Linked DNA regions of Homo sapiens: region 1 is linked to region 2. A link is a loop called in an ENCODE intact Hi-C map of the cell type or tissue named here. Cell type or tissue: PC-3. All regions are shown on one strand. Each heading gives the region's core, and the rest is flanking DNA. Links, peaks and the distances in the headings are about the cores only.

Region 1 (8,684 bases), core at 251-8,250, 50 kb after region 2:
CTGAATTGGCAGTTCTCTTGCAGGTGTGCTGGGATGGCCTTTTTGGTGCCTGCTGGGTTGGAGCTCCTGCTTGCTGCTCAATCCCCATTTTCCTTGTGGTTGGTTTTGCTCCTTTGTTTTGTTGGAGTACATCTTCTAGGAGCTTCCTAGTACCTGGGAGCTAAACCTTTTATAACTTTGCATGCCTAAAAATGTAATTACGTTACTGTCATATGCTCATAGTTTGGTTAAATTTTAGTTTGGAAATAGTTTTCTTTCCAAATCGTAAATACTTTACTACATTTTAGTTTCTAGTGTTGCTCTTGAGAAGTCTAATTTCATTCCGATGTCCAATTTTTCACATGTGATTTATTCTTTTTTTTTCTGGAAGCTTTTTAAACCTTCTTTTTATTCCCAGTGATTTGAAATTTTTGATAATATTTCTTTGTGTATCCTCCCCTTCCCTGCCTCCACATTACATAGGACATTTGATAAGCTATTGAAATCTCAATCTCTAATCATTCAGTTCTGGAAAACTTTCTTATGTGATATCTTTTATAATTTCTTCTCTCTTCATTTTCCCTATTGACTCTTCTAGATCTGCTCTGATTTGAATGTTGGGTCTATTGATCTGATCCTCTAATTTTTTTTTTTTTTTTTAGACGGAGTCTCACTCTGTCTCCCAGGCTGCCAGGCTGGAGTGCAGTGGTGCGGCAATCTGGGCTCACTGCAAGCTCCACCTCCTGGGTTCACGCCATTCTCCTGCCTCAGCCTCCCAAGTAGCTGGGACTACAGGCGCCCGCCACCACACCTGGCTAATTTTTTTGTATTTTTTTAGTAGAGATGAGGTTTCACCATGTTAACCAGGATGGTCTCGATCTCCTGACCTCATAATCTGCCTGCCTTGGCCTCCCAAAGTGCTGGGATTACAGGCATGAGCCACTGCGTGCAGCCAATCCTCTAATTTTTTAAAACCAAATTTCTCCTATTATCCATCTCTTTGTTCGTTGTATATTCTGGAAGATTTTGAGAAAAATGTTTCTGTTTCCTATTTTTCTCTTTTTTTGTGGTTAGGATTGTTCTCTTTTATGGTATTGACCTTGCTCAAATGTCTAGTGATCTTTGACTATCCATTCTTATGATGGACATATGATGAATGGACTATTAAAAAGACTGGAAGTTCTGAATACAGGCTGGGCTTGTTGACAGTTTTATTTCATTGTAGAATTATTCAGTGAGAACCTGGCCATTTCATTAGACTTAACTATTTCTCCTGAGAGGAATCTGCCAGGCTTGTGGAGAGAGAGAGAGAGAGAGAGAGCAAGTGCAAGCAAGAGAGAGAGAGAGCACTGCTAATACTCTGACAGCTGGACGAGGGGAGAGAATCAGGAATCTTGTCTGTTCGATATGATTTATTCCATTTTCAGTTTCTTACTCCATCCTGTTTTGTTTCTACTGTCCTCCAGTCCTGAGTCTCTCTGGCCCAGTTTTTCCAGAGGTTAAATATCTTCCTTCTTGCGTGAGCAGTGGTCATCATGTGATTGCACAAGATGAGGGTATAAGTTTTTTGTCTGTGCTCTCCCTCTTACCCCTCCTTCCAGAGGTATCTGGCACATTCAATTCCTGAACTGTTTCACAGGTTCTGAAGTGCGAATCCATTTGCTTTTCGTTGGTCTCCTCTCATCAAGCAGTTTTTTTTTTCAAATTTCTATGGCCTGCTAAGACAGTTACCACTTGACATCTGCTTTCTATCTTGAAAAATTTTCTTGTCATCTTTCTTTTGCTCTCCTTGAGATTTTATATCTTATTTTTATTCCTTTATTACCATTTTATTGAGGCTTTGGAAATAGTGCACATAAAGCCATATATTCAATCTCCAAGTAAACCAGAATCCTTTCATATTTTTTCTTTATAGTGAAAGATGACAGCCAGGAGTTACCTAAAGACCCACGTAAATGTATCAGGTAAGTTTTTCTTTATACAATTTATGTCGATTTATTTACCAAAAGGACTATTTATTTAAACTCTTTATGTTTTTCATCATAATTAAATGTTTGTTTTTAATTTAGAAACATCTTATAATATCTTTTTAAAATATTGTTTTCAGAAAGAACATGGAAAATTTTGAATTCTTTCTAGTTGAATTAAAATTAAATGTAACTACATGATCTCGCTTTTTTCTTCTGAGATGGAGTTTTGCTCTTGTCGCCCAGGCTGGAATGCAATGGCGCAATCTCAGCTCACCACAACCTCAGCCTCCACGGTTCAAGCGATTCTCCTGCCTCAGCCTCCCAAGTAGCTGCAATTATAGGCACCTTCCACCACACCCGGCTAATTTTTTGTATTTTTAGTAGAGATGGGGTTTCACCATGTTGGTCAGGCTAGTCTTGAACTCCTGACCTCAGGTGATCCACCCGCCTCGGCCTCCCAAAGTGCTGGGATTACAGACGTGAGCCACTGTGCCCGGCCGATCTTGCCTTTTTTATATTTTTGAAAAGAGAAGAATGTATTGTCAACAAAATCAGCACAGATCATTATAGATCACAAAAATTCAAGCAATTTAGGAGAAGATAAGGTCTAGATAAAAATGGTAAGAGTTAGGGCTGAAGCCATTGTACCTTTTGGGAGACAGTCTGTAAATGTGGCATCAGTTCATCTTGAACACCTGAACAAGGTATAGGCCTAGAAACACACATACGGTTCGGCGGCATTTAATTTCTTGAGCATTTCCATCAGCTTTATCTTGATAGTCAATCAGATTTAGAAAACAGCCAATTAACTAGTGTTGTAACAGTGTTTACTTTAGCTCATATTTCCTTGACTAGCTCTGTATAAAAGTTGAGTAAAATTAGATAACTTATGGCCGAGAGCAGTGGCTCACGCCTGTAATCCCAGCACTTTGGGAGGCCAAGGCGGGTGGATCAGGAGGTCAGAAGATCGAGACCATCCTGGCTAACATGGTGAAACCTGTCTCTACTAAAAAATACAAAAAAATTAGCCGAGCGTGGTGACAGCCACCTGTAGTCCCAGCTACTCGGGAGGCTGAGGCAGGAGAATGGTGTGAACCCAGGAGGCAGAGCTTGCAGTGAGCCAAGCCGAGATGGTGCCACTGCACTCCAGCCTGGGCGACAGAGAGAGACTCCATCTCAAAAAAAAAAAAAAAAAACACAAAAACTTAAGTGGCTTATCTTCATGAAAAAATGTTGAAAAATTGCAGAAAGGTAAGCATAATCTAGTTAATGGTACACTAAGTTGGTATTCAATAGAGGACATTGCCACCCCTTAAATGTGTCAATGTGGTTGACCATCCTGGCATAAAATAGGCCTATGATAAATATTCAATGCATAAAGGTGGTTTTATCACCTAAAACATGAATGTCCTTAGATATCAAAAGTTATTACTCTTTATGGTATAGTTATTTGCAGTTCATAAAGATACAGTGCCCGTGTTTACTAATAAGGCAGTAAGAACAGAGCAGAAGACCTTCTGTGGTCTCAGCTTCAGCAGGTCCTCTGAGCCAAACCAAGGATAAATGATGCTAGAATCAGGTCTGATTTGTGGTATTCACCTTGTGCCAGCCTGAACTTCCTAGAGAAGCCTTTAGGTAATACTTATTTGAGGCAATGCAGTCTAGATTTCAATGATACGCTAGACTCATGCTGTGTATCAGGCTGCACTTCGTTGTGTGTCTGTGAATTCTAATGTTAGCCCCTGGTACAGTTGCTCTGAAACAGAGCTCAGTTATGTCTAGTTCTTAGTTTTTAAATAATGCATTCACAATAAGATCTTGCAGAAATTATTCAAAGAAAGATGCTGCTGTTAATATTGTGTGTCTAGTGCCATATGCTTAGAACTTTGCATTACTTCATGAGCTGGAAGAACTGGCCTGGCTGTAGAAATGTATTCCAAAGATATATCCAGGCAGTTGGACCCCCGGTTTCTAAAAGACATAGCAAAACTTAGGCAAGGTCTATTCAACTGGGTACAGTATAGTTGGGGGAATCTAGTTGATGTTCAGGAATTGAAGGTGACTTGAACTTGTGCTAGTCATCTGGGATGTTTGCAGTGGTCTATAGGATACCACTTACAGACAGGTTTTCAGCCCTTGGGAGAACAGCTAGTACTTAGAATGTACTTAGAATGTACTGTAGTCATCCACGTACTTAGAATGAATTCACTGAGCATATGTTGTATACCAGGCATTGTGCCCCAGTGTGAGGATACACACCTGATTAATATGTCATCCCTAACCTCACGAGATTTATATTCTAGCATTGGAAGCCCTCTTCTTTTTTCCCCATTCCATAAATACAAATTATTTGTTTTATTTTGTATTAATTGTTGCACAGTATCAGAAGATGTTCCTCTTCTGAAAGGGAGACAGTGCAAGAAGTAGGCCTGTCGATCCATTAGGTCAATGTAGACAGTATTTGCCACCAGAGAATGTAGTTGGAAGACCACAGGGAAGGTATCAAGATCGTGGCTAAGGGAAGAATGCTGAGGGCAGATTGAATCATATCTAAAATGAGTCATATTTAGCAGAAACTTTCCCCTGTGGTTTTTATTTTTTCTAGGCTTCCTTCAGAGGCCTTCAGTTTTTCACTAAGTCATCCATCTCTGGGGCCTCTTTTAAGTGGAACTGCCTCTTTTAAATGCAATCAGCATTTTATTGGGCCATGACTGTTTATTGTTGTAGTACATAAATATAATATAGTAAGTGCTATGACAGACGTAAGATCAAGATGCTGGGGGAGCACAGAGGGAGAAACATCTTACTCAGGCTTGGCAGGGATTGGGAGACGAACATATAAAGACAAGTTTTCATAGGAGGTGATGCCAAAGTGGCTTCTAGAGGCAGAATGGGGATTCACTGATAGACTATGGGGCCAGGGGATCCTAGGCAGAGGGAACAGCACATTCAACAGGAATGGAGCTACAGCAGGACATCTTTCCAACAGCCTGACACAGGGGAATGCATTTTGACAACCTAAATAAAAAGTTAAAATGAATCATGAATGCCAGGGGCAACCAAAATAAGATTATCAGGAGCTGAGATAAAAACTAGAAGAGGAAAGGGAGGGGAGGATTGGTTGCTCGGTAATCATGAGAGGAGATGAAAATGAAACATAGATGGTGAACATGCTAAATATACACCTGTATGCGAGTGGCTAAATCATTTAAAGGGGCAGGCACGAGACAAAACTTGAGGGATACAGACAGAAGAGTGTAACTTTTGCATTTCATATTAAAAATCCTAAGACAAATGCATGCCTTTGACACAGCATTTCCACTTCTAGAAATTTATCTTTATAGATATATTTAAACAAATATATAGAGATTCCAAAAATGTTCATCATAGAATTATACATCATGAGAAATTGAAAACAGAATGTCCAACAAAACTGATTAAGTAAACATTGGTTTAGGCAATAATGTCCAAAAAGCAGCCTTTGGGTATGATTCTGGAGACATAGTTGCTAACATTAAAAGTAAGCGGGCCGGGTGCAGTGGCTCTTGCCTGTAATCCCAGCACTCTGGGAGGCCGAGGCGGGTGGATCACCTGAGGTCAGCAGTTTAAAACCAGCCTGGTCAACATGATGAAACCCCGTCTCTACTAAAAATACAAAAATTAGTTGGGCATGGTGGCGCGTGCCTGTAATCCCAGCTACTCAGGAGGCTGAGTCAGGAGAATCGCTTGAACCCGGGAGGTGGAGGTTGCAGTGAGCCGAGATTGCGCCATTGCACTCCAGCCTGGGCAACAGAGCGAGACTCTGTGTCAAAAAAAAAAAAAAAATTAAGTGAAAAGTTGGACACAGAAATTCAGTGTTGCAAGATTAAAAAGTTCTAGAGATCTCTTGCACAGCAATGTAACTACACTTAACACTACTGAACTGTACACTTAGAAATGGTTAAGATGATAAAGTTATGTGTTTTGCCACAATAAAAAATAAATGAAAAGAGTGCCTTATAAAATACTGTATAGGATATTATCACACACACACACACACACACACACACACACACAACTGAAAGGCATTTCTAGAATAGCAAGTGAGAGAATCCCAATTCTTCCATTTACTATGTGACTAAGAAAAGTTAATTTCTCTGTGTCTCAGTTTCTTTATATATTAAATGCTAGTAATAATGGTACTGATTTCATAGAATTACTATGAAGATTAAATGAGTTAAGTACATAGAAAGTAATTATAATAACTTTAGTCAAAGATAACTCGAGAACCATTATGAAGTAAACTTGTAAATGGTATTATCTTGAAAAATCAAGATTTGTGAAATTGAAAGGAAAAATGAGTAAAAAATTGGGAGAGTAATGTGAAGACCCTAAATTTAGTATTTGTATGCTGTGAGAGAATCAGTAAGAAGGCTGCTGTTGCTAGAACACAGCAAGGGGGAAAAGAGAAGAGAGGTAGCTGGAGGTAAGAGAAGTAGGCTGGGCCAAATCACTTAGGACTTTATAAACCGTGTAAGGAATTTAGATTAATTTTATTATACCAGGTAAGGAAATTGGGACACTGTTGAACAGCTTTTAGGAAAAGGAGAGACAGAATCAGATTTAACTTTTAAAAGGAGTACTTTTAACTGCCATGAGGGCAATAGTTTGTGAAGGATCTAAGGTGGAAGCAAAGAGAAGAGTTATTAGGTTATTTTGGTTGATCAGGGGCAAGACAATGGTGGTTCGGTCAAGGGTTTGGGCATAGGTATGGAGGAGGAGAAATGAGTGGATTCAAGGCTTGCGCCGAAGGAGAATTACTGATTCGATGTGAGTTGTGAGAAAAAGTGGGACCAAGGGTAATTACTAGATTTGGGGTTGAACTGGGTGGGTTCTGCTGTCATTTACTGAGATGGAGAAGATTGAAAGAAGACATCATTGACTCAAATTAAGATGAATAATTCCATTTGTTGGTAAAGATATGGAGTAATTGGAGCTTTCGTACATTGCTGCATATCTTGTTTTATCACTTTACATGCCCACAACCAGTTTGAAACAGTTTAAGTTTCTTATAATGTCAAACATTACCTTTCCTGTAATCCAGTAATTCTACTCCTAAGTATATACCTAAAAGAAATGAAAAATATATGTTCACAGGAAGAGTTGTACACAAATGTTCGTAGCAGCTTTATTTATAATATCGCAAACTAGAAACAACCAAAATGTCCATCAACAGTTGAATGCATAAATAAATTGTGCTTTATTAATATATAGAATACTATCAGCAAATAAAAATGAATTAATTATTGATACATGCAACAATAGGGAATAAGTATGCAGGCATTATGTTGAGTGAAAAAAACCACAGTAACAAAAGAGTACATACTATGTGATTCAATTTATATGAAGTTCTAGGACAGGCAAAACTAATCTGTCAGATTAATCCGATCGGTGATTGCCCAGAATGTCAAGGGAGATTGACTGGGAAGGGGCAGTAGGAAACTTTCTGGAATAATGAAAATACTCTACATCTTGTATGAGGTAATGCTTATGCAGATGTACACTTTTGTATCAAAACTCATCAATCTGTACACTTAAAACGTGTGCATTTTATTGAGTGTAAATTATGCTGCAATAAAATTTATTTTAAAAAGCTATTCAAGCCAGGTGAGATGGCTTGGGCCTGTAATCCCAGCTATTTGGCCAAGGTGGAAGGATTGCTTGAGCCCAGGATTTCAAGACCAGCCTGGGCAATATATTGAGACCCATCTCTTAAAAGAAGAAAAAGATATTCAATTATCTTTACAACTCTCTTATATTTCTAAAGTTGTTTCAAAATAAAACTTAAAAAAAAAAAAAAGGTATTCAAACCTTTTCAGTGAGTAGAGAAAATGTCTACATTTCCAAACCTCCAAACTCAGATTCTAAAATCTGAGATTACTACACGAAAGGAAATTATAGGTCAATACCTTTTATTAGCATAGATGCATAAACTCTAATCAAAATATTACCGAATTGAATCCACATTGGGATAACAATGACCAAATGGGTCTGATTATAAGAAAGCAAGGTTGGTTTAATATTCAAACATCAATTTGTTTAACACATTTACTAGCCAAATAAAGGGAAAAGCCGTAAAATTATCTCAGTGAATCCAGCAAAAGTATTTGTTAAAATTTAACACCCATTCATGATAAAAATTCTTAGCAAACTGAAACAGAAATTCCCTTATTTCAGTAATAGGAATCTACAAAAGTCCAACAGCCAACCTCATACTAAAATGTGAAATGTTTAATGCTTTTCTCCTGAGTTTTGGAATAAGGTAAGTATGTCTACTACCACCACTTCTATTCAACATTGTACTGGAGGTTCTAGCCAGTGCAATGAGGCAAGGAAAATAAATAAAAATTTTAAGGTTTGGAAAGGATGAAGCAAATTGTCTTTATTCATAGATAACATGATTATGTGCATAGTGAAATCCAAATGAATATAAAAAAACTTGAAAATTAATTAGTGAATTTAGCAAAGACTCATGGTATAAGATCAAAGTTAAGATTAAAAATTAACTATGTTTCTATATACTCATAATCAACAGATAGAAATTGAAATTTTAAAAATACCACTTACGGCCAGGCGCCATGGCTCATGCCTGTAATCCCACCACTTTGGGAGGCCAAGGTGGGCAGATCATCTGAGGTCGGGAGTTTGAGACCAGCCTAACCAACATGCAGAAACCCTGTCTCTACTAAAAATACA
Region 2 (8,684 bases), core at 529-8,528:
TTAACTGACCTGTTCTTTGGTTTTTCCATTTGTAAAATAGGTGTGAGTCATAGTTACCAATCTCATGGGGTTAGTGTGAGGATGAAAGGAGCTAATATGTGTAAAGTACTTACAGCCTAACATATAAGCATTCAAAAAATCATAGCCATTATTAGGATCTCAGTGTCTGGCACATGGCAGATATTTAATAAATGGTAGGTATTGTTAAATTCAGATTACAGATATCTAGGATAGGAGCCATGTCTTCTCTCTTCATGGTTCTTTCATGGCCCCTCATATAGTAGTCTGTATGTATATTCTTCAGTATATTGTATATACAGTATCAGTTGACTGACTGATGCAACTAGCTATTAAAATATATCCTAAATGATTGGCTCTAATTGAAACTAAAGGAAACTGGTGATATGGCCCAAGCTATGACTACAAGTAGTCATGTAGTATATAAACCTAATAAATGCTGGTTAATGGTTCTTATATTTTTCTCTACCTGATATTTCCAAAGCATCTTTTCAAGCAAGAGTATTGTTTTCTCTCAGTTGGATAAGTTTAAATTGCCCAACTAGGTTCATCAGACACATTGTGGTCATTCATCATGCAGAGAGAAGGGACCCAGATCACTAAGGAATTGACTGATCCAGAAAACTACATCCATTTATTCCAGGGGCTCTCAAAGTGAGGCCTCTAGGCCAGCAGGAGTCTCCTCAACTGAGAACTGTCAGAAATGGACAATCTCAGACCCACATAGGAACTCTTGAGGTGGAGCCCAGCAATCCCAGCAATCTGTGCTTTAACAAGTGGCACTGATGCCTGCTCTGATGTAGACTATGCTGGTCAGTACTTGAGATTCAGGAAGCAAGTCAGCCCATAGGGAATACCAATCTCAGAGAAAACTGTGCTTCCAAAGAGAAAAAGGACCTGGGATAGCCCTCCTATTACCAAAAATACTCCTCTAATTTTAGTAGGGCCAGGGTCTGCTCATCATTCCTCTGATGGGGTGTATTAGTCTGTTTGAACACTGCTGATAAAGACATACCTGAGAATGGAAAGAAAAAGAGGTTTAATGGACTTACAGTTCCACATGGCTGGGGAGGCCTCACAATCATGGCAGAAGGCAAGGAGGACCAAGTCACATCTTATGTGGATGGCAGCAGACAAAGAGAGAGCTTGTGCGGGGAAACTCCCCCTTATAGAACCATCAGCTCTCATGAGACTTATTCACTATCACGAGAACAGCATGGGAAAGACCTGCCCCCATGATTCAATAACCTCCCACTGGGTCCCTCCCACACCATATGGGAATTCAAGATGAGATTTGGGTGGGGACACTGCCAAACCATATCATTTGACCCCTGGTCCCTTTCAAATCTCATTTCCTTACATTTTAAAACCAATCATCCCCTCCCAAAAGTCCCCCAAAGTCTCAACTCATTTCGGCATTAACTCAGAAGTCCACAGTCCAAAGTCTCATCCAAGACAACGCAAGTCCCTTCTGCCTATGAGCCTGTAAAATCAAAAGCAAGTTAGTTACTTCCCAGATACAGTGGGGGTACAGGCATTGGGTAAATACAGCCATTCCAAATGGGAGAAATTGGCCAAAAAACAAAGGGGCTACAGGCCCCATGCAAGTCCAAAATCCAGCAGGGCAGTCAAATCTTAAGGCTCCAAAATGATCTCCTTTGACTCCATGTCTCACATCCAGGTGACTCTGATGCAAGCAGTGCATCAGACACCTCTGCACCTTTGCAGGGTAGAGTACCCCTCCTGGCTGCTTTCATGGGCTGGCATTGAGTGTCTGGGACTTTTCCAGACTCACAGTGCAAGCTGTTGGTGGGTCTACCATTCTGGGGTCTGGAGGACAGTGGCTCTCTTCTCACAGGTCCACTAGGCAGTGCCCCATTAGGGACTTGTTATGGAGGCTCCAACCCCACATTTCCCTTCTACACTGCCCTAGCAGAGGTTCTCCATGAGGGCCTCACCCCTGCAGCAAACTTCTGCCTGGGCATCCAGGCATTTCCATACATCCTCTGAAATCTAGGTGGAGATTCCCAAACCTCAATTCTTGACTTCTGTGCACCTGCAGGCTCAACACCACATGGAAGCTGCCAAGCCTTGGGACCTCCAACCTCTGAAGCCACAGCACGAGCTGTACCTTGACCCCTTTTAGTCATAGCTGGAGTGGCTGGGACACAGGGCACTAAGTACCTAGACTGCACACAGCAGAGGGACCCTGGTCCCAGCCCACAAAACCATTTTCTCCTCCTAAACCTCTGGGTGATGGGAGGGGCTGCCGTGAAGACCTCTGACATGCCTTGGAGACATTTTCCCCATTATCTTGGTGATTAACATTTGGCTTCTCATTACTTATGCAAATTTCTGCAGCCAGCTTGAATTTCTCCTCAAAAAATGGGATTTTATTTTCTATTGCATTGTCAGGCTGCAAATATTCCAAGCTTTTGTTCTGTTTTCCTTTTAAAACTGAATGCCTTTAACAGCACCCAAATCACCTCTTGAATGCTTTGCTGCTTAGAAATTTCTTCCGCCAAATACCCTAAATCATCTCTCTCAAGTTCAAAGTTCCACAAATCTCTAGGGCAGGGGAAAAATGCCGCCAGTCTCTTTGCTAAAACATAACAAGAGTCACCTCTGCTTCAGTTCCCAACAAGTTCCTCATCTCCATCTGAGACCACCTAAGTCTGGATTTCATTGTCCTTATCATTATCAGCATTTTGGTCAAAGCCATTCAACAAGTCTCCAGGGAGTTCCAAACTTTCCCACATTTTCCTGTCTTCTTCTAAGCCCTCCAAACTGTTCCAACCTCTGCCTGTTACCCAGTTCCAAAGTCACTTCCACATTTTCGGGTATCTTTTCAGCAGCACCCCACTCTACTGGTACCAATTTACAATATTAGTCCATTTTCACACTGCTGATAAAGACACACCTGAGACTGGGAAGAAAAAGAGGCTTAATGGACTTACAGTTCCACATGGCTGGGAGCGCCTCACAATCATGACGGAAGGCAAGGAGGAGCAAGTCACATCTTACGTGGATGGCAGCAGGCACAGAGAGAGCTTATGCAGGGAAACTCCCCCTTATAGAACCATCAGATCTCATGAGACTTAGTCACTATCACAAGAACAGCATGGGAAAGATCTGCCCCCTGACTCAATTACCTCCCACCAGGTCCCTCCCACAACATGTGGGAATTCAAGATGAGATGTGAGTGGGGACACAGCCAAACCATATCATGAGGCAAGCACAAATGCCATGTGAAACCTGCTATTCTTCTGTAGACACTTGTGTCCAGCCAGAATCAGCTTCAAAAGAATAGCATAGATTTGAAAAAGGGCAGCAGTCAGTCTTGGGACATTAGAACATGGGGAATTAACTGGCCTTGAGTGAAAGGGACCACAGGGGGAGGTTTGGAGCTGACTTATGAATATGGATCCTGTTTCAGCACCTACTGTTGTTAAAGCCCCGTTTCTGTCCCAGAGAACCACCCTGGGCTCGATTCCCTGCACCCTAATGTAGCTCTGTTTTTCATCTGTGTGTCTACTTCAAGTTAGACTCAAAAGTAGAGCAATTATATGACATTATGTTCAAGGCAAAAAGTGACAGAGCAGGCTTCATGTTGCATACAAATGTTGGCAGCTATTGCAAAATCCTCACCGCATATCCTATGGTAATCACTTCCTTAAAGTAAGCAGGAAATAGGTTAGTAGTAGGCTGCTTCACCAGGAGTCATTTCAAATGTATTGTCACCTAAGGTATAACTTCCCAAAGATGGAAAGAGATAAAGCCACTGAGTCTGCCCTCTTTATCCATCTACAGCCACCAAGGTAATTACAGTTTTTAAAAACGCTACTCATAGTTCATTGCTTTCATATCTAAAGTTAAGAGATCTAAAAGTTCCCCCACATCCCCACTTAGCAGTCATGACTAAGGTGAAAAAAGCCACCAGTATCAGCCTGGTCTCTCTTATCAGCAGTTTAGAAAGTACTACAATTTTCCCATCTGACTCACATCTAAATGACTCGCATCTAAAATGTTTTTCCTTAATTTTCCTTCCGTAAAGAGTTCATTTAAACTCTAATACTGTTGCTTTTCAAAAATTTCTAAAGAAAGAAGCATCTTGGAACAATGTATTAACTTCTGCATCAACTTTTATTTCATATAATAATTTTATATAATTTTTTAAAGGCAGATGTGTGTTTACTTTGAGAAGTAAAAATGTTAACATTGAAACTGAAAGCCTGTTTCAGTTTTAAGGTACTTAATTGCCTTACAGCATATAATAAACCGAGGCCATCTTGTCCTTCAACTAATGGAGGGAGTGATAAAGAGATAGGAGCCCGGGACCCTATTCATTCCAGTTTTCCTTTGTACTTGGTTTACTTTGGCACCATGCCTCATGTGTATTTTACACTTCTTTACATTTTGTACATCCCTGTATGACAAATACTTGTCAAACAAAAACTAAACAGATTTATAACCCCTTAACTTGAAATGAGCCAAAATTGAACTGCCAAAACTTTATGACTTCATTTTCTTTCATAGTTTTCCACCACATTGGTTCAAACAGACAAACTCCACTTGAGGTCAAGCAGAGGTCATTTCACTTTCATTACTAAAATATAATTTACAATATGCCAGACCTAAACAAGTTTAGCCTAAAGGGTTTGTATAATGTAAACCATCTGTTCCTCAACAATACAGCTAATTTCCTGCCATCACCGTACAGTCTACTGACTGCTTCTTTAAGGGTTTTTATGATTTTTTAACTAGTTCAGGATTTATGTAAAATTTGAAAATGAGTCTATAGTTAGGATTCATTTGTACCAAGTAACTTGAGCACCTTAAAAATGCAAATCACTGTGGAAATTGTTCCCCTGAAACCAAGCTAGGAGCATTTTTTTTCTGGGCACTTCTTTGCTGGCAGCTGCACAGGTGTTCGAAGGGAAGATTTTGTGGACTCTGCCATTTTAGATGCTTTCCATGCCTCTTTGCAAAGCAAACCCCCCAAATTTAGTTTTCAGTAGCTCTAGTAAATGACTCCTTGGAGAAGACTTGGGATTATATGCTATATGGCCCACTGGATATTGGTGAGATAGGACAAGATACACTTTGGGGTAAAATCTACTTTCTTTCATGTGTCTGAACAGGGAGGAAGAACAATTATAATTCCATAGAGTGACCACATACTGAAGGCTAACCTAGCTCTGTGAGGTGGCAGGCCTCTCAGGCTGAGCCTCCAGAGACATTCGGCTTCAATCTGGGATTGCTGGCCAGCAGGCTTCTCTGGTTTCAAACAGAATGCTGGGGCCGAAAAACAGAGAGCCTTGGAGTTGCAAGTGTGGCTCTTTCGGCTCTCCTGAAAATTCTTGATACTTTCTTTAGCCCCTTTCTCCATCTGTAAAATAGCAAAATTAGGCGTTCTGTTTCCAAAGGCAAGTATATGAGAACAAATTTGCTTACCTCAGTGGAGGGGAATGCAGCTGGCCTTCTTAGCCACGAAGCCCCAAGGCCATGTGTAGGGCTGATGCCAAGGTCCTGTCCACCTCTTCCTCTTTTCCCACCTCCAGAAGTTTGGCTGGCTTGCTTCCTTTACCCATCTGCTACCATCCACTCTTCCACACGAGTTCTTGTTGCCTTCACCTTCATTCACATCTCAGAGGAGCCAGCTACAGGCCACTCAACTTCTCACCCACCCTCAAGCTCCAAAACAAATTCCCTGTCATTTTTAAAGGATTTTTTTTTTTTAACTAGCAACTACAGGAGAACAGAGAAAGATTAACAGGAAGAAAGTTAAACACTCTGCAACTACTTAAGGCTTAAATGGATCTAAATCATTTGCATTACTTTACTTCCTGGATGACTTTCCTAATAAGGATAATAAGAATGATTTAAAGGGCACTTATTAGGTGGGAATTACGTTCATACATCGTTGTATTTAATTCCTACTGCAACAGCTCAAGCTAGATAGTACATTAGTTCATAGATATGGAAACAGAGGTTCAGAAAAGTTAAGAAATTCACCCAAGGTCAGTGATTAATATTATAAGACCTATGCCACAGGATCATGGTGTTAAATAAGTTAATATTTGCTAAGTGCTTAGAACATTATCTGGCACAAAGTAAGTGCTATGTAAGTATTAACTATTATTCATAAAAAGCAGCAGATTCAAGATGCAAACCCAGATTTATAGGAGTCCAAAGCTCACTTAGTTTGAATTATGCCATACTGCCTATGGATACTTTTCAAGCAGTGAAGGAGGAGAGGGTATTGGGTTTCTAACTCCTCATTATACCAGCCTAATATTCCATGAGTTTACTTCCTAATTCCCATTTTCCACAAAGAAGTTTTAGTACTCAGTCCCTTAAAGTTCTCTGTCTCCAAAAGCGTAGAGATCTTATTTTTGTCAAAAAGTAAGTGATGTCTACTTTGCCATTCAAGGGACCTTCACCTAAACTGGATTTATTTACATCATTAGGAAAAGTTCTCATGGAAATCTCCAATCTTAATGTCATGCAGGAAAAATTCACCTTGAGTTACTCTTGCCAGCAAAAGTAAAATCATCTGAGTGCTACAAGACAAAAAAAGTAGGGTTGGCTCAACTGGTTACCTTTCTCATCACCCACACCTTGCTCTCTCAAAGGAATTCTACAAGCTCCCACAAGAATACAGACCCTAAAAGCAAAAGGAAAAATGGTGGATGGACTTACAATTGCAAAAGATATTTCCTAGTTCAGTAAGATGGGAAGATTCGCCTATTGTTTTTTTTTTTTTAAAAAAATAGTTATTTAATTTAAAAAAATAGTAATTTAATAAATTAAATAGTTATTTAATTTAATATATTCACCTGGTTGAAAAATTTTAAAGCATAGAAAAGCAGAACCTCTGCCCCCCTTTTTCTAGTTTCTACTTCCATACCCCCAATAATCACTGCTATCTATTTCCCAAGTATCCTTTCGTAGTTTCTTTATTCTTATACAAAGAAATATGTTTCATGTGTTCTTTTTCTCCTTCTCTCTTACACAAAAGCAGCATCCAGCATTAACTGTTCTGTTGCTTTTTATTTTTAGCTGAGCAAAGGATTTTGCAGACCTTCCCATACCAGTACATACGAAACGTCCTCATTCTTTTTTTTCAAATGTGGAATATTCTATTTACTAGCTCCACTGTAATTGATTTAATATATTCTCTATAGGGACATGGAGGTCATTGATAATATTTTGCTATTACAAACAATACTATATTGAATAGAACTAGATCAATAAGATTTAATTTACTGAAAGTTTAAAGCAACAAATTACCATTACTTTCAGCACAAGTAAACTTTCTAAAACTCATTTCCAAATATAAACCTCACAAAATCTGCTTTGATGAACAAATAAGACCAATTTATAATGAGACAGTTTATTTGCATAGAATAATTAATGTTCCAAAATCCCCAATCCCAATTTGTCCTTTTAAGTGAGTATTTTGCTGCAAGTTTATTTACACTTACAATTAGGTTAGTGGGCATTTTGCCCTGGAAAATATCAGCCTAGAACAAATCTAATCATCATGAATTCTAAATTAGTAGAGTTTGGATAAGAGAACTTTTTTACCAAATTATCTAAACTGTTGTTTTAAACTCTGTACAGAGAGCTCTGGATTTCATATGTATTTCAACATTGTCAGTTTCAGTTAGAATTTTCAGGGTAGTATTCTTTTTTAAAAAATAAGGATTTGAAGGATGGGGATTATTTGAAAAATCAGTTGTATGTAAAATGCATTGTTTTTATTACTTTCTTTTCTAACAAATTAAATGAAACATCAGACTAAATTTGAGGTACATTTTAAAATAGTAAAAACATATAACATTATAGACATTTACTTGCCAAGATCAAATGTCATGATTCAATACTTATTTTCATTGTGAGCTAATGCCTTCACCTGTCTGTCTTAAGGTCAATTAATAAACAACCCACTTGCGAAGACCTAGGGATATACGTTGGTATGAAGGGCAGTGCTTCCAATAAGATTTCCCTTGAAATCTCGTTGTGAGGACAAAATACATGCATAAAAAGAACAGAAACATCAAGTTGATAATAATAACAAAAAGTTAAATAGTACTTACCATGGGCCAGACATAGGTCTGAGTGCTTTACAAACTTTAACTCATAGGTCTGAGTGCTTTACAAACATTAACTCATTAAAAGTTTGCAATAACATGGTAAGTACAATTATTATCATCCCATTTTATAGATGAAGGAATTGAGGCAAAAGTTAAATGTTGTATCTGGGGTCACACAGCTGGTAAGTGGAGAAGGCAGGATTCCAACTCAGACTGGCTATGGAGGCCACTTGTGTAACCAGCCACCACACTGCTTTGTGTATGTGGTGGCATTCACAGTAAAGGCAAAAGAGTCTAGCAAAGAAATGACCATAGTGGTCAGGGAAGGTTTTGCGGGAAGTGGGGCCTGAAACAGGCTTTTTAGAAAACAAAGGATTTAATCAATGGAGAAGACCGCATTTCAGACCTTCCCATCTCTATTGTGAGTACTTCAGAAGGACAATCTTTTGTTTTGGTTTCTCTTTTAGCACAATAAATATTCGAAGAATGGCAGAACATTGGAGGAACAAAAGTATTAGGCAAGAATGTAAATGGTTTCAGGAGTGGACATTGAGAAAACCTATTTAA

The links. Peaks named below come from ENCODE experiments on the same cell type or tissue, not always from the same donor. Only the 100,000 strongest peaks of a DNase experiment are listed, where the experiment ranks them.
Region 1: it touches region 2 in a loop (2.8-fold over the local background); 5 of 110 quality-filtered maps call a loop at or near these places.

What each region holds. Positions count from the first base shown.
Region 1 is chr1:64,218,965-64,227,648 of GRCh38, forward strand. It overlaps UBE2U (ubiquitin conjugating enzyme E2 U), which reads left to right. Exons shown (of 10, transcript NM_001366232.2): 6 at 1,895-1,943. Among named protein-coding and RNA genes, the nearest start is that of UBE2U, 20 kb to the left of the region's middle. In PC-3, for the core only: no CTCF peak of the experiment used is centred there; a DNase peak (open chromatin) is centred at 4,547; H3K4me3 peaks cover 547 bases; H3K27ac peaks cover 1,339 bases.
Region 2 is chr1:64,168,234-64,176,917 of GRCh38, forward strand. All of the region lies in intron 8 of ROR1 (receptor tyrosine kinase like orphan receptor 1), which reads left to right. Among named protein-coding and RNA genes, the nearest start is that of UBE2U, 31 kb to the right of the region's middle. In PC-3, for the core only: no CTCF peak of the experiment used is centred there; DNase peaks (open chromatin) are centred at 3,668 and 4,468; H3K4me3 peaks cover 1,724 bases; H3K27ac peaks cover 2,781 bases.